2 separate regions of the Mus musculus genome follow, and region 2 is linked to region 1. The links are chromatin contacts, found by Hi-C or POLR2A ChIA-PET in ENCODE. All regions are on one chromosome and are shown on one strand. The core of a region is the stretch at or near the end of the contact, and the rest is flanking DNA. Distances in the headings are between cores, read along the strand shown.

Evidence for each region. A loop is a pair of places that touch in the nucleus more often than their neighbours do. ChIA-PET counts read pairs that join two places held with the same protein, here RNA polymerase II (POLR2A).
Region 2: a map of Patski shows a loop between it and region 1 (2.1-fold over the local background). The contact joins the enhancer-like site here to the promoter of Ppp3ca in region 1. A Hi-C loop is called at or near these places in 1 of 37 maps with a recorded cell type or tissue (Patski). POLR2A ChIA-PET finds 5 or more read pairs at or near these places in 1 of 5 experiments (Patski).

Annotation. Positions count from the first base shown.
Region 1 is chr3:136,667,238-136,674,129 of GRCm38, forward strand. It overlaps Ppp3ca (protein phosphatase 3, catalytic subunit, alpha isoform), which reads left to right and starts at 2,829. Exons shown (of 14, transcript NM_008913.5): 1 at 2,829-3,664. The coding sequence starts at 3,607.
Region 2 is chr3:137,290,370-137,297,261 of GRCm38, forward strand. All of the region lies in intron 1 of Gm567 (predicted gene 567), which reads left to right. Among named protein-coding and RNA genes, the nearest start is that of Gm567, 4.2 kb to the left of the region's middle. Within about 2 kb of position 2,927, at least 1 of the 3 ENCODE cell types and tissues checked has a DNase peak (open chromatin) inside an H3K27ac peak, as active enhancers do.

The DNA.
Region 1 (6,892 bases), core at 1,579-4,078:
TCTAAGGAGGTGATCAACAGTTCTTGATGTTGTCATAATAAGACTTGTCGCTATTTGATACTCTGTCTATAGCAGGGTCTTAGAAAGCTCTGTATTCAGCTGAAGAAGCTTACAGATGGAAGGGTGCGTATCATTGCTCCATCACTCTGCTGGCATGTCACAGACAGCTTGGCCCAGATTATCAATACCAAGAACTAATCGCATGGACTCATTATGGTTGGGCTGTGAAAGGGAATTCCAAACAGGAAAGCTGCTTCCTAGAGATAATTAAACAAAGGAAGGAAAAGTGTATTATTTTTTGTAGTGTATGAAATGTTGTCTTTTATGACTTTTTAAAAAATCTTTACTTTCTCTTCATAAGCAAAGGACATTTCCAAAGTCAGCTCCTGAAAACTGAACCTGTCACAGTGAAAATGTGAGTTCCAAATGTAAGCTAATCTTTGTCAGTTTGAATATAGTCAAGAGCTGTTTGGGAACTCTAACAGGATTTAAGGAGAAAAGGAAAGGGACAGCTATAGCAGAGAGCTGGCCATTGGAAGGGATGACTGGCTATCTGGTTGACTAGGCCGGGTGTCTGGACCTAGCTATTCCTTGGTTGGCATTGTCCTGTATAGTACTTAAGAATCCAACTTTACTTAATATGCATCTACATTACAGTGCTTAGGGAAACACACGCGCGCACACACACACACACACACTAAAAGTATTTGATGATAGAAAGATGTGCTGTGCAAAGTGATTACTATTTGTCACCCCCTCCCCCCCCCCACACACACCTTATGTGGACTTGGGATGGACTGAAGGGTGTTTCTGAAAGGTCTACCTTTAGTTCCTATTTCTATTATCAAACTTTTCAATGTGTTTGATAATTTCAGCCCCTGATCCTAGCTCAAGGATGCCTTTCCTATGCCCAGGGGAGAGCTACTCTAAATAACAGTTGCATCTGTGAGCAGCGTGGGGGTGAGGGAGTCTTGGCTTTCAAAGTGAGGATCCCCAGATAAGGTTTCCTGGTCTTTCCTGAAGCAGGCCCTGCTCACCCACAGGTCTTGGCGTCCTTCCCTCTCTTCCAGCCATCTGGCCAGGGACCAGCTTCCCAAATCTGCCTTGGCAACTAGCTCTGCTCTAGCCCAGGAGGCTGTTTGCAACAACCCCTAACTGAGGAGATTACAGAGTCCTCTTGTAGATAATTTCATGTTCCCTGAAAATTCCACTGGGCTATATAGATCTTATTGAAAGCAAGGACCCTAGAGGTGGCAAATTTAGCAGCAGAAATCTGGCCACGAGGGCAGCCTCCCTTTGCGGATGGGATGTGACCATCCACTCCATCTCTCCTTTTGACTGGCAGGCTAGCCTTCTCACATCCTCTGTCCTAAAATCCTTGAGGCTACCTAGTTGTCATGCCCCAGAGCCACCAATTTGCTATTAAATTTGTATTTTTTTGGACTTGAGTTTCATCTAATCCCTGTGGCCAGATCAGTTCTCCTGGCTCCATCTCCTAGCTTCCTAAACTCCCCCCCCCGCCCCCTCCCAAGACAGTCCTGGCTGTCCTGGGACTCAGTCTGTAGACCAGACTGGCCTGGAACTTACAGAGCTCCTCCTGCCTCTGCCTCCCAGATGCTGGGACTAATGGAGTGTGCCTCCAGCAGCTTCCCACACCTTTTTGTAGGCCCTTTATTAAGCTTACAGTCCAATTCAGGAAATACGAAAACCCTGATACTGAAGGAATTTGAAAATAAAACAGGAAGGACAAGGGTGAGAAATTTATTCAGCTCTCTTCATAATTTCCTTGCTGGTCCTTGGGGTTGTGGTAGGCCAGGGGGAGGGCTGTGCCCAGAAGATATTTTGTTTGTTTGTTTGTTTGTTTTTTCGAGGCAGGGTTTCTCGGTATAGCTCTAGCTGTCCTGGAACTCAGGAGGCAGAAGATATTTTGAAGAGCATTTCATACACGGTCCCTTATTTTCCTTCTTATGAGGGACTTGTGAGAAACTGCAACAAGCCAAGGCCCTACATGCATCTTGATCACTGAGTGACTGACTGGAAGGAACAGGAAGAAATTTAGTGTCACCTATCGCCACCAGTGACTGCTAGCTCCTGTGAACAGGGAAAAGGCGACCTCTCCCGAGTCTTTCTGACTCCTCTTATCTCCTAGGGCATCCAGGGTCACTGAGCACAGCCAGGGTCGCATAGGCTCCAGTCTGTTCCCATCCACCTTGGATAGCTAGCCAGCCAGCCACCGCGTCCCGCAGCGCCCCAAACACACTTTCGTTTCTTCCCGTGAAGTTGTGCACGCGTCCTAACCACCCCACCATCAGTAATCCCCGTCCACCTAGCTCAGGCAGAGCTGCCTCCCCAAGGTAAGCTGTTTACTCGTCGCCTTCCTTGGCGATCCTCCCTGGACAGCTGCGGCAGCGACAGCAGCTGCGCCGCGGCCGGGAGCGTCCGGCGCTCCTCCTTCCTCGGTCTCCGAACTCACTACTGCGGGCCACTCACACACTCGGAGCGGCCGAGACCCACCCGGGAGTGTGTGCAGGACTTCGGGAGTGGGCAGGCGCGGGGGCACGCAGCAGCCCAGCTCCTCCCGGCCCCTACTCCCAGTCCAGCCTCCCTCCTCCCTGCCCACTCCAGTGACACTTGAGCGGTCACAGGGCGGTGGAGGCAGCAGGCCCACGGGACTGACTGGCACCCTGAAGAAAACAGAGCAGGGGGCGGGGCGGTCACCCAGACCACCGCCTTAGCGATGAGGGACGCGCTCTCCAGCCAATGAGCTTGCGAGGTGCAACGTGGGGCGGGCCCTAAGGCGGACCCCGAGGAGGAGGTGGCCAGGGCGCTGGAGGCGGGGGCGGTGAGGAGGAAGGGGAGGAGGCGGAGGCGGGCGCGGTGGTGGCGGCGGCCGGCGCGGCGGCGGAGGCGAGGTTGTGCCCCGGACTGTGTCCACCGAGCTCAGCGGCTGTTGCCTGTGCGTGGAGAAGCAGCGGCGCCGCGAGGCAGAGGAGGATCGCGGACGAGCGCGGCGGCGGGACGTCTACGGCTGCCGCGGCCCCGGCGGCGCCCGGCGACAATCGGCGTGGGGAAGCAGCGGCGGCCGCAGCGGCAGCCGCCTCTCCAGCACCGGGAAGCCGAGGCGCGGCTGGCGGCGCTGACATCCGCGGCCCTGCCTCTCCTCCCTCGCCCCCGGCCCTCCCCATGTGATCGGTCTTAATCCCGACCGTGTGCGCGCGTGGGGGCTCCATTGCGCGGCGCCCGGTGTCGGTGCCGGGGTGGGTGCTCGCGTGTGCTTCTCCTCCCCATCCCCCGCCCCGTCCCCAAGAATAAAAGAAGAACCGGGAGGCGTGCTCAGAAAATAAATAAATAACCAGCACACACGCGCAGCCCGGAGCGAGGCGGCGGGGCTGGCGGCGGCGGAGGAGGAGTGAAGGCGGCGGCGGCGGAGGAGGGACGCGCGGAGCCGGCAGTAACTTTCGAGCCAGCCCAGAGCCCAGAGCTCCAGCCGAGCGGTTTGCAGCGCGGCGGCGGCGGCGCTGAGTGTCTGGCCCGCCGGTGCGGTCGGGGTGTGCAGTCGGACGGGACGAGCAGCGCGTCGCTGTCCCCCCCTCCCGGTGGCTGGAGATGTCCGAGCCCAAGGCGATTGATCCCAAGTTGTCGACGACCGACAGGGTGGTGAAAGGTAAGCGCAGCGCCGCGTCGGCCCGGGGTGCACCGAGTGCCGCAGGCGACTGTCCTCCCCTCCCCCGCCCCGGTCGTCCCTCTCCGGCTAGCGCCGGGGACCTTCTAGGATCTCCTGCAAGAGGCGATCCCTTCCTTCGCCGCGCCCTGCCCCCACACCGCCCACCCGGCCCTAATCGGGGCATTTATTTTTATTTATGTATTTATTTGTTTGTTTTCGTGGACGGGGGGCAGCAGTTGGCAAATGGCTGAGTGGCTGGGAGGCGGTGGCGGGGGTGGCGGTGGCGGGAGGGGGCGCCCGGGGGGGGGGGTGACTGCTGGCAGGGTGTAGCTGCTGTGACAGAAATAGGAAGTGGGTGGCTGCTCGCGGGCTTGCATGGGATCGGGTTTATGGTTTGCTCTTTGTAGAGGGAGGGGAGGTGATTTATGGCTTTTAAAAAATTAATAGGGCATTTTAATGTGGCCATGGCTTGCCGCGGACTGGCTCGCCCCGGCACATTGCTCCAGGCGCTCCATTGCAGCAGTTCCCTGGGCGCCCCCTCCCCCTCCGCGGGAAGGGCCTGCACAGGACTCGCGAGAGAGCGGGAGAGCGTGGGGGGAGCCCAGCTCCGGCTGCCGCGCGCCGCGGGGGCGGGGGGACCGGGGCCGCGTGGGGGCAGCTCCAGGCGGGGGACGACCGGAGCCCCCGCTGCCGCCCCGGGATTTCCCCGCAGGCCTGGAGCGACGCGAGCGGTGGCGATCCTCTGTCGACCTCCCTTGCCACCCACGGCTGACTGCCGCCGACCTGTCATTGCTCTTAAAGGGTTCCCCGCTGGTGCACACCTTTAGGGTGGGAAGCTCACCGTGCTCCCTTCCCCCAAGCTCCTAGCACCCCCTTGGTTACGGGCTATTTGGTTGTCTTTATTGCTAGGGGTGATTTGTATGTGTATAACTGGCAGGGATGGCTCTGGGTTGCTGGCTAGGAGAAGCCAGGGGGATTCGTGGGGTGAGGAAGGGGACAACGTGGTTGCCCTTTCTATCCCCACCATCCTCACTGTATTCCAATGTGGAACGGGGAAGAGGAACTGCAGATTCGAAAGGATTAAGTAGTGACACTTATTCTTGGGGTCAGGGTTCTGAGCAAAGCTGAGATGGGCACTAGCCTGTGCAGAGCGGGCCTCTGAAACTGGAAGGAGTGATGGGGGCGGTGTGTGTGTGTGTGTGTGTGTGTGTGTGTGTGTGTGTGTGTGTGTGTGTGTGTGTGTGTGATCAGAAACAGTATCTTATGCAGCAGAGCACTTAGCTAGAGTGCAAAGCAATCAAGTCATTTGCTCCAGGAACACTTAGGTGAAAGTAACCCAGCGCCCTCCCTAAGACATGATCCATGTTCTTTGGAGCTTTAGAAAGGATACTCGCTCCTACGTTTGCTCAGATTTTAAAGTTTTGAGTTGTGTTGTGCTGTGCTGTGTGTGCGTGCGCGCGTGCGTGCGTGTGTGTTATGTTTTCTTTTGTGAGAGAATAAAATATTTTCTCTCCTTTTGGTTATGTTGGAACCATTCCTACTTAAAAGTAGGATTCATAGAGCCGTCAAAATAAAGATGGAATAGGAAAAGCTCTGTAAAAAAAAAAGGTGATAAAGCCTCAGATGCACCGCTGTCTTGTGCAATGATCAGCAAGTATCTCCTTAATGTGTGACGTTTAGGCATAGCTCCAATGCAAAGATACTTTGTTTCCTAAACAAAGTAATAGTTTACAAAGATGATACTATGTGTTGGTAGAAAAAAAAGTCCTGTCACATTCCCTGTTTAGATGTCAAACGTGGATTTCTAAAGTGTGGATTTAGATTGTTATTGTCATCAAGTAAGCTATGTAAAACTAATTGCTTGATATGTTTACCAGTTAATAAGCAGAGCCAGTCTCCAACCATGCCATGGTTCTTTGGCCTCATGTTTCAGTGTCGAGTTTTATAAATGACTTCCTCCAGTAGTACATAGGCACACCCAGAACTCCAAAATTGTGATTTCTGTATTTTTTTCAGAAGTGATATATATGTGCGGAATGTAGATTCAAAATAGGAAACAGTACTCTAATCCCACACTTGTTTGGATAGGGATTCTACTGGAAGATTTTGTTTACAGAAAAAAAAATATTGATGACTCCTGAGTTTCAGATGGGCATGCTGCCGTGGCTTGGCTTCTCTTGGGCTTTTTTTTTTTTCCCTTCACATTTTATGTCATTGGTTTAAAAGTCCTGACACAGCTTCCAGACAACATTTTGTCATGCATAAGATTTTCAGGATTAGTATTTTGAGATGGCCATCTATTTTGATCCCTTTGAATATTATATCCCTATTTAACAAGTGGAAAGCAACACGTATGCTGAGTGGAAAAAATTTAAAGAATATATTTTTATTTTAAAATGCACATAGTATGCAGTACACGAAAACATTATTTTAGTCCCTGTTTTCTGAAACCTTTATGTCAATTGTCATTCTTGAAGTCATTTCTCAACAGAGGAAACGGTTTATCTCTGAGGAGCTATCTCTGTTCTTTAGGTCTTGTCTCCTCTTATAAAAAGTACCTGTAGCCTTATTTGATGCATATAGGAATAGTCAGAGTGGTCCTTTGGCATGCCTTGGCTTTTTCCTACAGTTATCTTTATGGCTGTGATCTGGCTTTTGCCGGATGACAAATTGCTCTTTACAAATGACTCTGTGCTTGTGGTTTTGTTTATAGTCATTTGAGGACAGCTTTCTACAGCTCTCTTGGTTTGTGCTTCAAGAGTGCAACCTTAGAAAGGTAGGTTGAGTTTTACCTTCAACTAAGGCAGTGTGGAGGCTTGTTGAGACTGCTATATCATGCACAGAGTGTTTAAACTTCTAGAAGGAAAGAGGAATGGTGGCCGAAGAGACGAACTTAAGATTATTTCCAGAAACATTACCTCAACTATAAAATCATCTGTTGCTTTCTTTGACTGTTCTGAAGTTAAAAAAAAAAAAAAAACAAATTTAAAAGTTGTTAGACTTCAGAGAAAACATTTTGGCTTTCTGTTTGTTGAGAACCAGTATAATTTGATCCATTTATTTATTTATCATTTATTGGAGCATGCAAACTATATTTGTTTGTTGTGAGAAAGACTGTATATATGTCGAGCGCTTACTTCAAACTCAAGATCCTCCTGCCTCAGTCTCCAGAGGTGGATTTCAGGAGTGCTAAACCGTGTCTGGATCACATTATGCTTTAATGCTATG
Region 2 (6,892 bases), core at 1,677-4,176, 620 kb after region 1:
GAAATGTAAAGGCCCCTTAAGATCTGTGCTCAGTTCTGTCCTTATTTTTCTTGTTCTCAATGATTAATATCTTACAGTTTCCTCTTTAATTAAGTCTGGCTCTTATTGCTTGCAATAATGTAGCTGATGGCTGGCACTTTCATGTCTCATGCATATATACAAAAATAATTTCTTCTTAGGAATTCAGTAATCCCAGCCTTTCCATGATGTCAAGACTAAGGATAGCTTTGGCTCTGTATAGATATGTCACATCTAGGAAAGTGACCCCGCATCTCTGCTCTTCCCAGTCATAATTACCCTCTTTCTTCCTTGATCCCCAACTTTATGCCATCATGAAAAATTCTATATTCAATCAATTGAGAATGTGCGTACCCAACTGCCTGTCTTATCTTGCTATATGTGAACCAGGGAAATATCTGTCTTCTTTACCTTGTCATTTAGCACTTGTTTGTAATAGGAACTTGAAGCATCATTTTCTAGCTTTTATATAGATGAGACCATTTAATCTACAAATAGGATAATGTTAGTTCACTTCTGCTTTTATTCATTTTCATATATGTATATTTAATATATACACACATATATAATAAAAACATCCATATATATATATATGAAAACACACATATATATATGAAAACACACAAGTATATATGTATATACACAGAGAGAGAGAGAGAGAGTACAACAGAGAGACTACGTGAAGCACAGAGTTTATAGCTGGTGAGGTCATATCTAATTATTAGTAGTGACAAGATTCAACCATCACTGAAAGTGGTGGTCGAATTTCAATGTACATTAGGATCATCAGAGAGTCTAATTAAAACAAAATGTTGGGCCATTCCCTTAGAAATTCTCATTTACTAGGTCTGGTGTAATAGTAACTTTTATTCACCTGATTTCAATGTCATCTCAGAGGCATACTGCCTTCATCTGCTAACCTAGGCCTAGTCCTGGAAGCTTGCTAGCACTTCTGTACAATCTTATCTAGGCCTAGAATATTTTCAGCCTCTGAGACTTGCTGCTGAATAGGTTTCCCCTTTCTTGTTCCTTCTGATCTTTGGCAGGTTGGTACAACTGAGCTGTTCTGACTCAAACTCCTCTCCAAGCTAACTGATTCAATCTGGTGTCTCTTTTTCTGCCTCTGAATTGCTCTGCTTAGACTCACACCAACTGTGGCAATATTCCAGTCTCTTGGTTCCTTCTCATTCTTTGGCTCATTCTGTCTTCATCTATGTCTAGCTTGTTCTCCCTCTGCAACCTGTCTTTCTATAACTGTTGCAATAAAACTGCCTTCTCTCTCTGCACTGCCCCTTAAATAGCTTCCCTTTCCTCTCTCTTCTTGTGAGTGTTGGGTGTATCCTATCAAATCTTTCTCTGATTTGCTACTTGATCTGCCACTCAATTAGACATCACTTTCAGACATGGGTACTTCCTTCGACTAACTAACTTTACCTTCATTGTTTGGGATTAAAGGTGTGTAGGATTAAAGGTGTGTATACTAAGGGCTGAGCCACACCACAACTAAAAACAGTTTGGTTTTGGTATTTTTGTTTATTTGGTTGGTTGGTTGGTTGGTTGGTTTGGTTTTAGTGTTTGTTCTTTTTTCAGTAAATAACACAGTCTTATGGATCAAGGTATGAGCAAATATCCTGCAAGAGTCTGGCGTGGAGTCCAATAATGAGTACTATTTATAAGGTTCCAAAACTGCTATTAACACTGGTACCAAGACCATACTTGGAGGACTGCTGCCTTGCATCATAGAGGATCTTCATCTTACTGGGATGTTGGCTGAATTAGATGGCAAATGGTTTCTAAGAGAGACAGGAATATTGTTTACACTCTATCTTCTCTATCCATGAAATTATGTTATTTCTCATGCTCTCTCTCTTTTTTCCCTTCCCTTTCTTTCTTTCTCTTTCTCTCTCTCTCCTTCTTCTTCATCATCTTCTTCTCCTTCTCCTTCTCCTTCTTCTCCTTCTTCTCCTTCTTCTCCTTCTTCTCCTTCTTCTCCTTCTTCTCCTTCTTCTCCTTCTTCTCCTTCTTCTCCTTCTCCTTCTTCTCCTCCTTCTCCTCCTTCTCCTCCTTCTCCTCCTCCTCCTCCTCCTCCTCCTCCTCCTTCCTCTTCTTCTTCTTCTTCTTCTTCTTCTTCTTCTTCTTCTTCTTCTTCTTCTTCTTCTTCTTCTTCTTCTTTTGCATCCTTACAGTTGCTCTTTCCTCTGCCTGTAACCCTCCCTCCCAGTGCTTTTATGATTTGTTTCCCCAGTTCATTTAAGCCCTTGTCCAAACAAAATCTTCCCAGAACAGCTTGTCTAACAACTGTACCCAAAGTACAACCCTGTCATTCTGTCCCCTTATCAAGCCCTCTTTCTTCATAGCATTTTTCATAGTTTTTAATACTGATATCGTTAAACATATCATATGATCTAGTTATGTAGATACTATTTTAAAAGAAAAGAATTCTGCCTCATCATGTATGACACCAAATTCTAATGCTCAGAGGGAATTTCGAACACAACCCAGATGTACCACATTATCTGATACCAGGATACCTGTTCTTAAACATCGTATATCAGGATAATCCTTTATTGACTGGCTGATATCTATTGTCTCTGTGTTAAAAATAGGCACCTAGAAGAGCAGAGATGGATAGATGGTAAAACATTGCTGGTAATGAAATGTCCAGACACCTGACAGATTACTAAGGCTAAGAGTATGAAAAATGATATATACTTCACAGCTATCAGCAGGCAATTGAAAATGCCTCCTTTTATGAGAGGGTCAAGACAGTTTCATTTTAGGATCCGTACTTACTGGCAAAATTGATTTCAGTATGTGCAAGGGGAAATGCTTTGTTATCTCCTCTCTCTGGCAGAGAGTGAAAAGAGGAAACCCCAGAAAAGGGAAACTGTGTGATAGCCATAGAAGGGCCGGCCGATGTGTAATGCACAGCGCAGCTGAAGAATTTTAAGTTGCCGGCCCTCTTGGCACACTTCACAGACCCCACTCGCTTCCTGTGGATTCCTTTTTAGTTCTGTCATGCAGAACCTGGACTTCCATGCTCTCATGCCTGTGAGTTACAAATTGCCATGGGCCATGCTCCTCTGAGTAAGAACTGAAAATCAAACGTCACTCAAAACAACCTAAAGTGGATATCTGGCACAGAGCTGCACTGGCTGCTCTCACTTAGCCCCAGGCTTGGTCTAAGCCAGTAATGCAAGGTATTTGTTTGACAACATGGTTTTATTCTTTGACTTCATGCCTATACCTACCTGGAATAAGTCAGATACATGAAAGCTGAAAGGTCTTGTTTCTGTTCCTTTGGAGACAGTGAAGTTCACTCTTTCTCATTGGCAATGCCATATATCTATAGAGAATTATCATTTCATAACCCGAGCCCTTGTAAATATTACTCCAGAAATCCAGAAATTGACTTGAAAGTAATGGTCACATATTCACTTTTGTCATTGTATTTTATAGGAGATAAATAAATATTTAATTAAAGTTTGTTTTTAATTTATAGTTCATAGCCTGTAGACGAAATATTTCTTTGTGTACAGAGAATCATCATCTAAAGGGGCTCAAGTTTCCCTTCGGTCAGGCTGACACTTGGTGCTTTGAGCCAAGTCTCTGCTTCATGCTTCAACAGGAATGAAACCTACACTGCCCTTGAGCACGTCTATTCCCTGGCTCAGTTTAACATTTAGAACCTGAGGAAGGGTGTTGGTTAAATCACACACTGGTTGGTGTCTGACTGCAATCTGGCTACTAATACTCAACGAAGATTTATTTACATCTCTTGACCAAAATTCTCTTATCTTCTCTTTTTCACAGAGATTACATTATTAAAAAGCCAAGAATATTCCACTATATCTTCACAGATACGCAAGATAAGTAAGAATGCCCTAGATAACATACCAGGATCTCATAGAAGAATATATTGAAATAAGACGATAAGACATACTATATATATATGTGTGTGTCTGTGTGTGTGTGTGTGTGTGTGTGTGTGTGTGTGTATATGTATACACTTGAAAGTAATATATATATTTAAAGAGTTCCCTGAAATCAAGAAAATTTCAACATGTAGTTTAAAAGAATTCTAAGTTTTGATTTAAATACCAAGATTTGAAGGAAATTACTTTCAACTGTTCTAAAAAACCTTGCTGGTAAACAAGACAACAGAAGTGTAACAAATCAAGACATGGGCAGAGAAACTAGAGAGATGGCTCATCTCAGTCCCTGGCACCCATGCCAGGAAGCTCACAACCACCTGTAACTCCAGCCCCAAGGACTCTGAAGCCCCCTTTGGGCCTCCATAGGGACCTGCACACACGTCTACATATCCATGCATAGATTCAAATACATATACTTGATTAAAACCAAAAATAAACATTTAGGAAAAGAATAACTAAAAAAAAAAATTCACAGGGGAAAATTGTGGTCTAAAATCTATTTAACTGCTGAAAAAGATTGGGGCAAAGGTCAAGACTATGAGTTCAATCCAAGTATAAATATTATAGTCCTTAGTGAGGTATATAGTTGGCCAAAGTTAGAGGAGCAAATGTACTGACCTCTTTTCCACAAATAAAAAGTAAAGGCAGAGCCGGGTGTGGTGGTGCATGCCTTTAATCCCAGCACTCGGGAGGCAGAGGCAGGAGGATTTCTGATTTCGAGATCAGCCTGGTCTACAAAGTGAGTTCCAGGACAGCCAGGGCTATACAGAGAAACCCTGTCTCGAACCCCCCCCCCCCGCCAAAAAAAAAAAGTAAAGACAGGGCATATTTAAAAATCACAAAGATACATAAAGCAAAGAACTTGCAAAGTTCTAAAGCAATTTAATATTAACAAGATAGAAAACAATGCTCCTATCAAAGAAGACAATTAGGCTAAACTCCTGTGATGGCTTACGATCATTCTCCTTTGGATTACAAAGAAAAATGCTATTCTCAAACAAAAGATGAAAACCATGTCAGGTGACTACTAACAAAAGGAATGTGGAGAGCCTGAGTGAAGCCAGAAATCACCAAATGAAGGTGACAAGGGGCTTCCTCCCTTCCCAGTTCCCAGGGATTGTTCTTCAGCGACTTCACCAGACAATTCTAGAAGTTCTAGACACACTAGGAATAAACATAGTGTATGAACTATTCCAGAACATCACAGAAGCTCTGGGAGAGCTTACATTAAAGCATATACATACACTTTGTGAACTTGTTTATATTTACAAAAAACATATTTCTGTAGAGCCATTTAGGATAACATTAAGGAGTTTTCACAGGTAGGAAAGGGAGTTAGAGGAAATGTTTTATTCCATATCATCTACTACCTGTAGAAAAATAAATACAACTAAATAGCATCACTTAGTCTCATTTTGTGAAGGGGGTACTTTCACTACACAAGGATTAAAGGAAGTGACATTCTCTTCCAAACCATGGAAAATGGCTGTCACCAGTTTTAAGTGTCAGAAGTAAAATGGTAAGAAGCTGGAACATAGCGTGCTCTACAAGGGTCGAGTCTCCAGGCTCCTACAGGTGCAGACTGTCAAAGACTACAGGGCACAGTTATCATAAGGATCAGCAAGTCTAGATGAGGCACAGCCCCAGACAGACAGACACACAGCCTGAGGCGATGCTGTCTCTGTGGGCAGAAATGAATTTACCACAATGGTAATAAGTCTTCAGTGTTATAAATTATCCCTTCTCTAGTGTCCTGGGAACTGGGGAAGTTTACAATGTTCTAGGAGGGAAAGGAGACTCACGCTGTACTGAGGGAGCATTTCTGGCAAATTTACTCAAGTGAATCTTGAAGGATTCTGCACCATGCTGTGCTGTGGATCCTTGGTCATAGTCACTTATTTTGTACCTATTCTTAGTAGTTCATAGCTATTCTAACAGATATCATAAGATGGGTGGATTATGCATAACAAAATGTGTCTCTCATACGTCTAGATACTAGAAGTCTGAGGTCAGAGGTCCAGCACATACAGGTTCGGAGACTTGTACTGTCTATACCTGCATGTGTCAGAAGGGCATGTGAGCTCTTCGGTGCCTTTTCTGTCAGGATGTTAATCCAATTTCAGAAACTTCATGTCTACTCACCCATCACAGACTTCACTGCCAAATAACTTTGACAGTGGAGATGAGATTCAATGAATTATGGGAGGCCAGAACCATTCAGAACCACCCTACTGCCCTGACTCATGCCTGTGTCCCATGCAAAATGTAGTTGGTCCAACCTAATAACTCTCATTGAGTCTCTCAATTCATTCTACCACCAACTCAAAACATAAAGTCTGAATATCATCTAATCAAATACAGTGGATGAGGTTGAGATATGATTCATTCTGAGACAGATTCATCCTCAGCTATGTGATCAATGTAGTTACAAAATACAATAGGCAAAACATGCATTAGAGAACATTTCTTTCCCAAAAGGGAGAAAGGAGAACAAGAGACAGGTCCAGAGTGAAGTCAAAACCAAGAGTACATATTCCTTTACATCTTAAAGCCTACGAGCATCTCAATCATTTTTGGATTGGACGCTCCAGGCTCAGCTGTTGGGCTCATCTTTAGGATGTCTGTAAGAGGGGTGCCTTCCTTCACTGTGGTAGAGATCCTACCCCTACAGCTCAGCAAACATTGTTCCCTTGGGTCTCTGTAGGGTCACCTTCTTGGCTCCCTTCTTTTAAAAATAAGGAGGCAGGTCGTCCTTTACATCTCTCAAATTACCTTTATTTACTCTCAATAAAGGGCAGAGTGCTCCAGGACAGCAGAGCTACTGTGTGTCCTCTTGTATGACATCCAAGATCTCTGACATCCTTTTCATCTCTTCTCCCTGGACTGTCAGTCATTTCCTGCTATGATGAACATACCATTTCCTGTTTTATTCTGAAATG